Regions from separate parts of the Homo sapiens genome. Here region 2 is linked to region 1. A link is a contact called in ENCODE Hi-C or POLR2A ChIA-PET data. All regions are on one chromosome and are shown on one strand. The core of a region is the stretch at or near the end of the contact, and the rest is flanking DNA. Distances in the headings are between cores, read along the strand shown. Region 1 has its middle 100 kb from the start of ROBO1. Region 2 has its middle 420 kb from the start of ROBO1.

What was found. Hi-C counts contacts between places; a loop is a spot of excess contacts on that map. ChIA-PET counts read pairs that join two places held with the same protein, here RNA polymerase II (POLR2A). Pooled maps may share reads with other maps.
Region 2: a loop to region 1 is called in a map of endothelial cell of umbilical vein, with 7 times the contacts of the local background. The contact joins two enhancer-like sites. A Hi-C loop is called at or near these places in 2 of 168 maps with a recorded cell type or tissue (PC-3 and endothelial cell of umbilical vein) and 2 of 50 pooled maps. POLR2A ChIA-PET finds 5 or more read pairs at or near these places in 1 of 52 experiments (activated CD4-positive, alpha-beta T cell).

What each region holds. Positions count from the first base shown.
Region 1 is chr3:79,868,494-79,875,501 of GRCh38, forward strand. No RefSeq gene overlaps it. Among named protein-coding and RNA genes, the nearest start is that of ROBO1, 100 kb to the left of the region's middle. Within about 2 kb of position 4,123, at least 3 of the 41 ENCODE cell types and tissues checked have a DNase peak (open chromatin) inside an H3K27ac peak, as active enhancers do; they include PC-3 and endothelial cell of umbilical vein, where a contact is called at or near this core.
Region 2 is chr3:80,185,745-80,193,466 of GRCh38, forward strand. No RefSeq gene overlaps it. Among named protein-coding and RNA genes, the nearest start is that of ROBO1, 420 kb to the left of the region's middle. Within about 2 kb of position 4,432, at least 5 of the 41 ENCODE cell types and tissues checked have a DNase peak (open chromatin) inside an H3K27ac peak, as active enhancers do; they include PC-3 and endothelial cell of umbilical vein, where a contact is called at or near this core.

The DNA of each region.
Region 1 (7,008 bases), core at 2,873-5,372:
TAGTTTTCATGCCTATACTTTTGTTCTTCTCTAATATGTTCCCCACAAATTAAAGATTTTGCCCATTTCTACTGAAATAACTAAATACTCCTTGAATAAATTTTCATTAATCTTAGAATGATAAAACATCCAAAGTCTAAAGGCCCTACTAAGATGAAAGGGCCCTTCAAGATCGGCCTTCAGTCTCCCAGCACTTGCTGTGCTTCAGCTGTGCTGGTCTCCTCTTTCTATACTTTAAATTCCCTCAATCTTGTTAGATTAGACTTCGTACTAATTTCTCTGGAGGCTGTTTTCTTCCATGCTGCAGGATTGACTCCTTTAACTTTCTTCAATTTACTGTTTATTTGCTACTTCCTCAGAAAATTGGTTCTTCCTGAAACATATTAAGTGAACTACACTTTTCCCATTTATTCTATAGTATGGACGATATTTTCGTTGTTGACCTTATGAAAGATTTTAAAATTTTATATTATTACTCAATTATCCAGTGGAATGTGAATCCGAGATTCAAGGATCTTGATTGTTTTGCTCAGTAGTTAATCATTACAGTCCGGTGCAGTGCAATGCTTGCTGTTTCAGTTGTAGTTAATGTTGAGTAAATATTTTCAATAATTGATTATATCATTCCCAAGGGATGTCAGATATTGATAGAGTAACACCTTGCTACTCGAAGCACGGTCTAGATGGGCAGCAGTGGCATCACCTGGGAGCTAGTTAGATTTGCAGAGCCTGAATTTTAGAAACATCCTAGTTGGTTTATGCACATTAATGTTTAAGAAGCATGGATTAATATACATAGATTTTTTGTTTAAACATGTACTACCTGAGACTCCAAGAATATTTTCTCCAAGTATGTTTAATCATAAAATGCTCTTAGAAATGAAGAATATTAAGTAGTTCTTGAAAAGGGGCAAATGGACCAAATGAATATGCAGTAGGTAGGAGCCTTAGGTGGTAGGGCATATCCGTAGTCCCAGCACTCAGGGAGGCTCAGGCAGGAGTTGAGTCCTGCTTGAGTCCAAGAGTTCCAGGCTGCAGTGAGTTATGTTTGCACCAATGAACTCCAGCCTGGGAGACAGAATGAGACCCTCTCTCCCTGAACAAACCCAAACAAAACAAAACACAACAGAATAAGTAGGAAAAAATTGAGTGTTTTAAGAAAGGCTTGTTGGCAAGAGCTAGTGAACCATATGTAAAAGCAATCAAGACTAGAAAAAGAGTTCTATGTCAGCATGGTAGTTGCATAGGATCAGGCATGCAGATCAGGATAAATGAAAACCAATTTTAAGTGAAGCCAGCAATTGGAAATTTAAATGTCTTCTTCAGATCTAAAGAAAAGTTGCAATCACAGAGATACTCAAAATAGAGTATTTAATACCACATGCGGGAGAGTTTATAACATATTGCTGTGATTGCTGAGGAAGTGGAAGTTGGCTATAGCTTTATTCTAGATGTGATTCAATTTGTATATCCACCTAATTTATATATAGTGTACTAAGAAAAATGGTACTATGACACAGTGTTCTATTTCCTACCATCTTCCTAAAACACAAAATAACTGAACTTAAATTTCCTAAAACGTAAACACAAAATTGATACAAAAAGTTGGCCTTTGGATGGATTTTTCGGTGTGGACATTTTTATTAGCTGTTAGAAGCGACAAGACTCTAACCAACCCAACCAACATTTTTTACAAGAGCAGGAAAACCAGAAAGTGATGTGGCTGAGGATTTCACATGAGTGAGAAGCAGCAAAAAAAAAAAAAAAAAAGAAAAACAAAATTCCTAGCATATTTTGATGAATTTCTTAAAATACAGTTTGAATAAAAATAAAGAAAAATATTAAATACAATAAAGCTACCCAATGGATATATGACACCTTTTCCTGACAACCCCTTTTTATGAAAATGCACTTCCTGAAGAGACAGGCCACCTGGTATCACACAGAATTCCCACATGGACTTTGTTAAGTGGTGGCATAGGATCATAGGATCATAAAGAATTTTTTGCTGAAAGTTTTTTATAAAATGCTAAATTTGGTTCTCACAACTGAATAAAGGGAAATGTACACATTTTCAAATATTCAAAAATATTCAATAAATTAAGCTGTAAAGTTATGCAACCATACACATCCAAATTCTTCTGAAACCAAAATAAATATAACAAGGGAAAATATGCTTTTGAATTATTTCTGCAGGAATCCTGTCTCAATGTAAGATATAGATTGGAATAACCCTGATGGTGCTTAGCACGAACTCTAAATATTTTGTTAGGTTGCTAACTAGAGTGGGAAAAATATAAAAAATAAACTTGGAATTCTATCTCTTTGGACATATGTATTCTAATTAATATATAGACATGCGCCTCAGCTGTAGTAAGATTATCAACGTAATCTAAATAGTTTTTTTATAATTTCATTCTTTGCACAGGGTGTTTTCTCAGCTTAGAATAATGTCCTTAGAGCAATGGTTCCCATGGAAAGCTTGACCACCTGCAAAATCGACTAATGTGAACCCACTACAAAATAAATTTCTTATTATTTTATTTAATTACATCTCAGAAATTCACATTAGAATATAAGGTTACTGAGGTCGAGGACCACAACTAATTCATCTTTATACTCCCAAGTCTAGTAAAGTTATCAATGTTATCCTAACCCTCCAATGTTTCCTGAATGAATAAGTACAAGGAATACAGATCTTAAATTAATACTCGATTGTGATTGTTGGTTCAGGTTTTCCATGAGAGTTCAGTCCCAGAGCAGTAAGTTAAAATTCCCACTTGTATCAGGATACGCTAACGTGTGATGCAGTATTCAAATGCAAAAGTCTTGATGACTTAAAATAAAGAAGGTTTGTTTCTCAGTCATGCCTTATTTCTATCGTGGTTGGCAGAGGTCTCTGTTAATTGTGGTCAGTAAAGGGTCCAGGCTGATGGTGTGGTCAGTGTTTTAATAGTGCCCGTTATCATGCCAGAGAGAGAGAATGATTAGTTACAAATTAGCTTTAAAAGCTTCTCTCTACAGCTACTAACAGCACTTCACACATTTTGCTGGCCAAAACAAATTAAAAAGCCAAATTCAATTCCAAGAGTAGAGAATTCCAAAGGAAGGGAGGAATCCTACCATGTGCCTAAAAAAGAAAAGCTGGGAATATTTGGCTAATAGCAGTAATGATTATTCCAACAAAGTTTTTCAAAGGTTTATAGGATCAGAATATAGTAGTCTATCACCATCTCTCATATTTCCAAAAATGGTATGTTGTGGTGGTGCTAGGCGTGGGAAGGGTCAATATTTTGTGAGAAATGCTGAGTAATGATTTTAATGCTGGAGGAGTTTTAACCAGATAAAAATGTTGTTGCTAAGGTTATCATAGATAAAATGCACATTTGTGTAACATGAGAGCTAGCTTAAGATATGACAAATGCATCTCCCATGCTGCTTTGTGATGCTTTGCATATTTTGAGTTATAATTGAATCTTTTGAATCTAGGGTCATATTTATACCTACATATAGCATCTCACTTCAAGCCCAAGCCAAAGAAAGACCTACAGCAGCAACCTGTACATAATTGGTGGCAATCAGTAAATTTTGCTTGTTCTTACTGCTCATATAGAACTCATTCAGAGTTCACATACAACTCTTACTACATTTTATTAAAATCTTAAGCATAATATTAAACAAGTTTTAGTTGAAAATTCTTGTTCCTCTTATGTCCAGGTTTAGAACTATAAGATTACAGAATTAGATATCCCTGTGGCCTTACTTCAAAAGAATTGAAAAGTAAACATACAGGATATATACAAAAAAATGTATGTTTTCAGGTAACATTTGTACCAAGAAAGAGATCTTCAACGTAGATTTTTGGCATCATATCTAATAAAGACTATGAATTGTTAATAATAATTATTATTTTATTCATATCATTAGTAAGTATATCTTTATACTTATTTTATTTTGAAGTCAAACAATTATTTCTTTGAGTGGTTGTGATTTTAAAGGGCATGGGATACTGAAGTCTGAAGACATCTTTATTTAAAGTATACCCATGTTTTTAAATGCCTTGTTGAAGTGAGTTACATTCTGGAAAAGAATTCTCAGGGCATATGCAGGTCAAATCCCTCTTACGTGCACCATTGCAATAAAAAGTTTATCATAACAAAAAGTTCATGTAAGTGCTGGCTGGTAGCCTATGTTAACAGAGTCCTGCATATCTAGCAAAAATGAATTCCCCAGCACTGAGTAAGAGTTCCAGAAGATTTTATCTCCAAAAGTCATACTAATTTTTAATTGCCCAAAGATTTATTCTTTATTATGAGATTTTTGACTCTTTTATTTCATTGAGCAATTGTTCATTTTTTTTCTGTGAGATGTATTGGTGAACTACCTGATTCCCAGAATTTTTTCTTTCTTTCTGTAATATTTCATATTCTTGAGATCCAGGAGGTTCAGGGAAGGAAGTACATACTATCTGTGTCCTAAGGTAAAGATTCCATACATTGCTGAGATTTCAGAGACTACTGCTTTCTATAGTTGAATTATTGTATTACAATAAACAATATTTAGTGAATAGTGAGTATCAGGTATTTATTTTTTCAGAGATCAAAAATATTAATACTGTTGAGCTAGGGCCTACCCACCCGCCTGCATACACACATAATGTACTAAGTATAAAGAGGTAAGCTTCACTTCCCTAGTAGAATGGTGGTATAAAATAAAGGCCTCCCAACTCTTTCTTTCCTATTTGCATGGGGGATAAGGGTGGCAGAGGTTGTATACAACCATCTATGGCTTCTGGGAATTCGTACTATGTTGGGACACAGCAAAATATGTGGTCTTATACATAAGGTCTTGGTGATATTCTATGGAAAGTCAATGGGGACTTGAGGATAAATGAGTGTACTGCTAAAATGAGTGCACTGATAAAATTATCAGTTACCAGATTCATGACATGGAGATGTGAGGACAGGGGAAGGAGGTGGCAAAGAAATTTAGAAGGGACCTGATTGTTTGCCAGACTTAGAAGTTTGAATGCCCACAAATCACAAAGATGTCAGAGATCAGATTCAGTGAGAGTAAGGGAGTGGGGAAGTAGAAGGACAGGAGATGATGGTGTGAGAGGGACCTATAGAGAAAGGTTTTGGAAGTGAATGAATATTACATGGTAATAACGCAGCCATGCTAGTAAGCAGCTCAGGCATGGTGACTGCAGAGAACACTGGGACTGGGCAACTGAGAATCCAGTGGAATAAAAGGAATGTAAAAATTATGAAGCTATTTTTTTGAGCAAAATTTATGACTAACAGTAATTACAGTTACTACATGTTGGGAAGCAGATTAAAAGTGGAAAAATTTACACTAACAACAGGTAGAGTTTAGGTTGAATAATTCTTACCTCAATCATACTTAGCTTCCATGACAAATGCTCCTAGTTGCCTACTTGATATTTGTTTCCTCATCCTTCTTTTCTAAGAGAACTGTGATTTGTGTGCAAATGTGTGACAGTATTCCGGTGTTCCCAGTTGTATGTACTCGCAGTGAGGCCTCTCCTAAGAGTTAAGGGTTCTCATCTGATATAGTCATCACCAGTGAGATTTCAGTGGAAATAGCCAGTTGTGTATTCCCGGTAACGATTTTTGTTTTTGTTTAAGAGAACTGACTTAGCTGGCTGCTAAGTGTGTGCTCCCCCAAAATTAATATGTTAAAATCCTATCCCCCTAATGTGATGGTATTAGGCAGTAGGGCGTTTGGTAGAAGAATATACCACAAGGGGTCCACACTTATGAATGAAATTAGTGCCCTATGAAAGAGACTTGGAGTTTGCCCCTTCCATCATGGGAGGATGCAATGAGAAGACGGCTGCCTATCAAGAATGGGAGCCTTACCAGACTAATGTGGCCATGCTTTGACGTCAGACTTTCCAGCCTCCAGAATTATGAAAAATAAATTCCTGGTATATTGTATTCTGGTAAAGCAGCCTGAACACACCAAGGCACTGACACTGCCAGTCTTTTTCTTTTGTCTTTTGTCCTTGATTCTTTTAACTGCATGGAGCAAGAATGCAATCTCTAGACATGAAGTTGCCAACTTTTGAACATCAAAATGAAGGCCTTAAATTAAAGATATCTGAGCAGAGATAGGTAAAGAGCCTGGACTTGGATGGTTTGGAGAAGTCACTTTATTATCATCCCTGGATTTTCTCACTATGTGATAAAATTTATCCCTATGCGATTAAGCCCCTATAGACAGGTTTCTGCTATAGGCAGCCAAACATGATCCTTAATTGGAAAAGCATCCAGTTGCAATGATGTTGCTATGGAACAGTTATGTCTTAAGGAATGAAACCCTGACTCTTCAGATGACTGACGTGACCTAATGGTGAACTCACCGATTTAAAAACAGGGCAGTAGTTGGCTGCTATCCTGCCATTTCAAATCTGGCTCTTCAGGTGTTCAGGAATATTCATAATCAAAAGAACGTTAATTTATTTATGAAAATCTATACTATGCTACTCAGTTTTCTTAAAATGTTATTGTTCTGTGAAATTGATCCTCAGGTTAATTTGGAGGGGTAAATAACTTGCCAGGTCAAAGTTTGAATAAATTAGAAAATGAAAGGCAGCATATGTTCTAAAAAATCTGAAAATTAGTTGCAAAGTCACAGTTAATTTAATTATCTGGTCTTACTGCCTTGGAATAATAATGCAAAATGAGAATTATAATAAAATTAGCCTCAAATATAGTCCATGGAAAATTTTAAGACATGATTTGGTTATCTACTTTAAATATAACTTTTAAAATCAAAGATATAATTTTAATGATAATAATCTATTTCATAAAGCCACATTTCCATTTCTATTGTGCAACCTAATGGAACACATTTGTTATCTACCACTATATTACATACTTTCATTGAATATTTTCAAATACAAATATGCAGACTAAAGATATAGAAAATAATGTGCAAATACAGAGTTGAATAAAACCTCTTATATAAATATGGTTGAAATAC
Region 2 (7,722 bases), core at 3,182-5,681, 320 kb after region 1:
CGTTAAACAAATCTAGCATAGTCTTCTTGAAAATATTTTCTCTCAGGCTATGTACAAGATTTTCTTTACCAAATATTATATATTTTCATAAAATATAATACACCTCAACTTACACGCACACATAAATTATTTGGTCTAAGATTTTAAAATGCAATCAATTTTTAAATGTTTAACTCTAGCTAACATTAAATAAATCAAAGCCTAATAATGTAAAAAGTGAGAATCTCTGCAAAATGATGAAAGTATTACAAGAGTGAGCATTTGCTACTTTGAGAATGGGAGCCTGGGATCTAATACTCCCAACTTAAAACATACCGTTATACTCAGTGGCTTTTCTATATATAAGCACTGACCTTTTCTCTATATTGCCTGCTCTCCTGTGGTATAGTGTGAAGTGGTTGGAAAAGAGATGATAATACCAATTCACAACCCTGGAACCCAACTGGGATCAGCTGCTAAAGATATTTCTGATCAAAAATAAAGAAATAACCTGCATCAGTGGGGCTTTTCAGCTTTAACAGCAGGAAAACTCTTCATATCTGTAATCTGTAATATCCACAAAAATAATTGGTTCTGCAATACTCTGACTTAAATGGTGGTTTCAGCAATAAAACATACTACATTCTCATGATTTTATGTTTTTTACTCTTTATGTATTTAGTCTATACTCTGTGAATTTACTTCCACATAGGCTTACTGAGTTTCAAGTAACAAAACGTGCTAAACCTGATGGTGTTCCCTTTAATAGTATTACTCCCCGCAGAAATTTAGTTGTGTACATTTGGCAGTACTAATTATTATTTTTCTCATTCATATAGAAACGATTTTTCCTGTTTGCTTCAACATATTATTTTTATTAAGAACTTTTTTTCTCAAGAAGCAAGGAGAGGATGCATGTATATTGATTTCCAAATCTCCTTAACTATGCTTTGCTTCTTGGCTAGAAAATGACGTGGCAATTCTGACAAATTATTTGCCAGCCCAAAACTGGTTGGATTACAGTGTTAGTGCAAATATTATTAGAACTGCTCCCAAATTTTCTGTCATCTAAGTGAATTCTCACAGGAAACTTCTTCCCCAAAGAACTTACCAAACACTAAAGACTTAAATACTTCCTAACATTTAATACTACTGTTGGGGTTATGTTTGCAGCTCTAGGAAAAATATATTATTCCTCACTCTTTTCTCTTTTTTCTGTCTGTGTTTAACCTTCTTACTGCATTTTTTTTTTTTTAACTTTAAGTTCTGGGACACATGTGCAGAATGTGCAGGTTTGATACATAGGTATACATGTGTCTTGGTGGTTTGCTGCACCTATCAACCCGTCATCTAGGTTTTACGTCCCCCATGTATTCGTTATTTGTCCTAATGCTCTGCCTCCCCTTGTCCCCCACCCCCCAAGAGGCCCAGGTGTGTGATGTTCCCCTCCCTGTGTCTATGTCTATGTGTTGTCATTGTCCAACTCCCACTTATGAGTGAGAACCTGCGGTGTTTGGTTTTCTGTTCCTGTGTTAGTTTGCTGAGAACGATGGTTTCCAGCTTCATCCATGCCCCTGCAAAGAACATGAATTCATTCTTTTTTATGGCGGCATAGTATTCCATGGTGTATATGTGCCACATTTTCTTTATCCATCCTATCATTGTTGGCATTTAGCTCGGTTTCAAGTCTCTGCTATTGTAAATAGTCCGCACTTCTTTTTATAAAGAAAAAACAAAACAAACAAAACGAACAAAAACAAGTAAAACAACAAAGCAACAAGGAAAACCCTCATAGGGTTTTGGGCCAGTTTATGGTCTTCCTCTTCACTGCTTCCTAAATGGGTGCTGGCAGCAGTGTTTATACTTAGAGGCCGACACCTTCCTGTCACAGTAGATTGGAGTAGATAAAGACATTGATCTAAGTTGTTCTTAGCAAATTCTCTCTCACGGAAAGAGTAGTTTCCTTCAAGTAGGGGATATATTATCTGAGCAGATATATTGGAATCTTCGGCCTTGTGAATACAGAAACAGAATAAGCTGGACTTCACAGAAAAAAAGGAATAGACGCAGAAAAGCAGTGAAAAACAACAACAATAATAACAACAAAACAAGCAAGCAAAAAATGAAAAAGAGAATATTACCTACTACTTTCTCAAATTATTTTCCAAACCTTTTGCTTCTTCTCTGGGCCTAGCCACATCCTTGTCCTCAGCATCAAAAGATACTCTTATAGCATAATATTTATTGCATTTGTTCCTTGACTTGTCTTCTATATGCAATCCAAATTCTTACCGCCACTGTGTATTTCTAGGCCAAGGAATAGCCAGATAAATTCTTGACTCCCAAAATTATTAGATTGTGATAATAGAAAATGATCTACTTCCTCAATCTTAGCGTGCTCAAATGTTACAGGAGCCTCATGTTACAGATTGCAGAGGATTGCTGTTGTGGGGAGGTAAATTCTGTGGTTTATGCAAACCACCTTACACAGCACCCATCATGCTTATAAAAATGTCTGTCTTCTTTCCTTCCAAATTTTCTCTGCATTTACTCATCTTTTATGGTCCCCAATAAAACAGCAGTTTTCTCCCTCTTGTATCCTATAGCCAGAGGAGTTTTTGGTTATAGAACTGGGAGACAGTAGAACCAGCATGCATCTTTTTTTATTTTTATTTTTTATTTCATTTTATTTTATTTTTATGAGTCAGGGTCTCACTCTGTTGCCCAGGCTGGAGTGCAGTGGCACAGTCTCTGGTTACTGCAGCTTGGACCTCTTGGGTTCAAGTGATCCCCCTACCTCAGCCTCCAGAGTAGCTGGGCCCACAGGCATGCACCACCACACTTAGCTAACTTTTGTCATTTTTTTTTTTTTTGTAGAGATGGGGTTTTGCCATGTTGATAGGCTGGCCTCAACCTCCTGAGCTCAAGCAATCCAACCACCTTGGCATCCGAAAATGATCGGATTAGAGGCCTGCACCAGCATCATTTTAAAGATTGAAAATAGGAAGCTGACAACTCTGGGCAGCACTTTGGAAGCAGTCGGTTTCCATTAACGAGTTGATTTCCCTTCCCTCATCCCTATCACTCATTTTCTCCCCTTCTTAGGTGTCTTATAGTCTCTGTTGTTTCTTTGTATCTACTCTAGAAAATTCTATCAGGCTGCTGTAAAAGAGGTCTCCATAATGAATATGGCTAGTTTCAGAAAATATACTAAAAAAAAAAGTATAAATATACTGGAGCCCAAATGGGATCAGCTGCTAAAGATATTTCTGATCAAAAATAAAGAAATAATCTGCATCAGTGGGGCTTTTTAGTTTTAACAGCAGGAAACCTCTTCATTTCTGTAATCTGTTATATCCACAAAAATAATTGGTCCTGCAATATCTGCAGTATATTCTTACTTATTAGCCGTTTCTTCATTAGATTTTGTACAACAGAAACAAGAGAAAACTTTACAAAAATTCACCCAAAAAAAGACAAAAGGTAAAAGAAAATACAAACTTAGAACCAAGAAAATGTAAACCAGAATAAAATGAAAGATCAAGAAAAATATATGTAGCAATGTAAAATGAGAAGATGACATATGACACAGTTGAGACTCACATTTGATTCTGAGCCTGATTCTGATTCTGAGCCTCTTAGCCAAGCAAAAAAAAAAATGAGTAATTAAGTGCATGAATTACAGCATATTGTTAACAGATATAATTGATTTTGAGGGGTGTCAGTCAAATTTATATGTTAATGTATTATTTTAGTTTTTAGAATGGTAATATTGAACAATAACGGTTATACTGAAAGATCAATTTCCTATTTATTCCACTCTTCATGTAAGTCATATCAACATATAGAATAGCAACATATTCAAGTTATAGCTTTACCTTTACATCCTTTATATCATCCATGATAAGATACAATTGAAAATATTGTACACGTTTACCCCTTTCAAGATATTTTGCTATTTTCCGCAGAGTTTTCATTGAGGTCAAATCTGTTCCTTCTGACCCTGTGTGTCCTTTTGTTTTCGTTTTATTACAACAACAACCTCCTAAATGCTCTCCTTTCTTCCAGTTCCTTCCCAAAATTGCCAGCAGAATTGCTTTTTTTAAAAAAAAAATCTGGTCGTTCCGCTGGTTAAACTTTTCTGTATGTTATGCATGGCACAAAGTCTAAAATCCTTAGAAATTCATGTAAGCATTTTTCAATATTTCATCCACTGATCCTTTAAAAAAAAAAAGCACAATGTATTATTTTGGTATAAAACATATCACCAGCTGATACACTTACTGCTATGTTGGTTTGCTTCCTTACTGTCTGTTCTCTTTCCCTCACCCACACAAACCCAGAGAAGAATTACTAACAACCAGTACAACATACAGGTTTTTCTCCCACTTTCTGATACTCAGTATGCAAGCACTTTTCCATTAACAGGCAACTTAGTGGAGGGGTATTTGTTGCCTGGTTGGCCATGCAGTTTGGCAATAAGCCCACTACATATTTCCGAGGACTTCTCTGAAATTCCATTACTCAGCCGGCAGGAAGGTCTTTGTCTTCCTTTTTCAGAAAGCCATGAATCTGTCACTTTCATATCCTTGTAATCAGAACTGCCAAGAACTGTGAGTAACTGCAAGAGTCATTGCAAGCTAACAAGTTCGCCTGCCACAGGTTCATGGATGTTGGTAGGAAAACAAACCTCTTGTGTTAAAGACAAAGGATAGTTTGTTAACCTCCTCTCGAACTTCTTATTTTCCTTAATCCTGCCCCTCTTTACACTTTTTCCTCGGGAATATCTTGGATATTTTTGACTTTTGCTCCTAGATTTAAATTTTAGAGACAGCTCATCAATTTACTTGAAAACAATATGCAATAAACAATTCCTTTAAAACCATAGATAAATATAGGGAAAATTGGCATTTTTAACCATATTTAGTTTTTCTAGTAAATAGCTTGATTTGTGTCTCCATTTATTTATGAGTACTTTTATTTCCATCAATAAGTTTTCATGAATAGCCTAAATATCTTTTGTTTGATATATTCTTATTTAACTTTTGTTTTGGCTGCTGTTATATGTGAAACATTTCAACTCTTTATTTCTAGTTTAAAGAGATATCATTTGTTTTGGTTCTTCCTTTTCAAAATTGAAAATTTTTTTAATTTACTTTTCTACCTCAGACTTCTGGCTCTATGAAAATACAGAGCTGTGACTATAGAAATGAGTAGAGGAGAATAAAGATTTATAAGACCTTAAAGCTAAAGGAAGATAGGTAAAATATTTAAGTTCCTTTTTTACACGAATAAATAGATAGTTTTTCATTTTTTAAATTTAAATGATTTTGGTTTTGCTCTTGTCCTAAAACCCATTTTGGTTTATATAAGAGTACAGTTTGTCTTTCTTCATCATACATTTAGGGATTAATATTTTACGATGAGTGGGTATGTGTTTTGTAATTAGAAAACTAATTTTTTTTTGGTCATTCGGAGAACAATGGAAATCATCTTTCAGTGTGCTTGTATTAAACCGTTTTACTCTTCATCATTACTACACACTACACTGATAAACTGTGAAGCTCTAAATTATACAAGATAAATACAATAAGTGTTTGCATTCTTCCTAGAGCCCAGTGTCAGAGCATCTATTTGAAGTTTTCTGTTTTTTTTTTTAATGATGTTGTGATATCCCTAATATTCATTGGTCCAGCCTACACTCAAGGAAAGGAAATTTTTTTCTTATTTTCTGTTAGATGTTTGTAGTATCTTAATTTTATTCCTATAGTAATAATTTGTATCTTCTCTCATTTTTCTTGATCCACTACCCTACTCCTTTTCAAAGGATCAGTATTTTGTGTTATTCTTTTCTTTGTCCTTCTCTTTTATGTTGATATGTGCTCTTATCTTTATTATTTCTTTCATTTTACTTGCTTTTGGTTTAATTTGCTCTTCTTTATACAACCTATTTGTGTATACATCCCACAAGGTAGTTTCAAAATAAACTGCAAAAATTGACAAGCTGGTAAGAAACAGGCAAATCCACAATTTTACTTGGTATTCCAGTGCTGCTATCTCATTGATATTTGAAATAAGTGGACAGAAAATCAATAAAGAAGTAGAAGACTTAAACAATGCTATCAAACTGAGCTAATTAACATATACTGCATGTTCCATACAACTCCAAAACAAGATTTCTGTGAAGTGCTTATGCAGTAGTCACCAAAAGAGACTACATGCTAGGCATAAAAAAAATCTTAACACATACAGAAAGACTGCATTCACAAACAATGTGTTATTTGTCCACAGGCAATTATGTTAGAAGTCAGTAAAACACTGAGATCTGGAAAATCCTCAAATATTCCGAATTTATACAATATAGTTCTACCCATTTGTAGTAGTCCACTAGGGCCGTTACAGACTGGGTGGCTTAACCAACATAAATTTATTTTCTTACAGTTCTGGAGGCTAGAACCCAAGATCTAGCTACTGGCAGAGTTGGTTTCTGGTGAGGATTTTTCCTGGTTTGCAGGTGGCTGTCCTCTTATTATGTCCTCACAGGACCTTTCCTTTGCACATGTGCACCTCTAGCGTTTCTATCTCTAATGAGGACACTAGCCCTATTTAGTTAAAGTCTCACTCTTACAACCCCATTTAACTTCAATTACTTCTTTAAAGGCCCATATCTCCATATACAGTCATCTTGGGAATTCTAGCTTCAACATACGAATTTGGGGTGACATAATTCAATCTATAATACTATAATACCATTGCACTTTTTAATCCTTGAAAATTTTGAATATATTGATAGAAGTTTAAAAAGCTCATACATCCTATGTTTTTCATCTATATAACTTCTTGTAATTTTTTTGACTGAATATCTTTGAACTTTGAAACAGACTGTCTTCTTGGCATGCCAGGAGATTTTTTATTAGAGGCTGAGCACTGTAATATAGAAAATCTATATTTTGATGTCTACCTTTAGTAGAGTGCTGTGCTTTGTTCTAACAGATTGTAAACTTATTATCAACTTTGCTGTCTTTTTAACTAATTGCCAGGGCTATAACTTGTTCTAGAGTAGCCTTACTTCTAGGGAGATTTTCGATATATTATTAAGGTGTGGTGTTTTGAGGTATCCACTTAATTACACATGTTATTAGGGAGAACTTACTATTCTTGTTAGAAAGATCTCAGAAATTTCCAAACTTATCTGAACTTTGTTTACTTGTATTTAATGTGGTCATTTGTTGTCTGGCCTCATAGAATATCTCTCTTTCAGCCGGCTGCACAAGCGTAGCTCAAAAATATTGCAGATTTGGTTTCAGACCACTGCAAGGAAGTAAATATTGCCATAAAGTGAGTCACACAAATTTTTGGTTTCCTAGTACATAAAAAGTTATGTTTACATTATACTATAGTCTACTAGGTATGCAATAGCAAATGTGTAAAGAAAAATGTGCATACTTTAATTAAAAATACTTTATTGCTTAAAACTGTTAACAATCATTTCAGTCTTCAGTGAGTCATAATCTTTTTGTTGCTGAAGAATCTTGTCTTGCAGTTGATGGCTGCTAACTGACTATGGTCGTGGTTGCTGAAGTTTGAGTGGCTTTGGCAATTACTTAAATTAAGACAGAAATAAAATTTGCCACATCCATTGACTTTTCCTTTCACAAAAGATTTCTTTGTGGTATGTGATACTGTTTAACAGCATTTTACTCACAGTAGAACTTCTTTCCAAATTGGGGTCAATCCTCTATG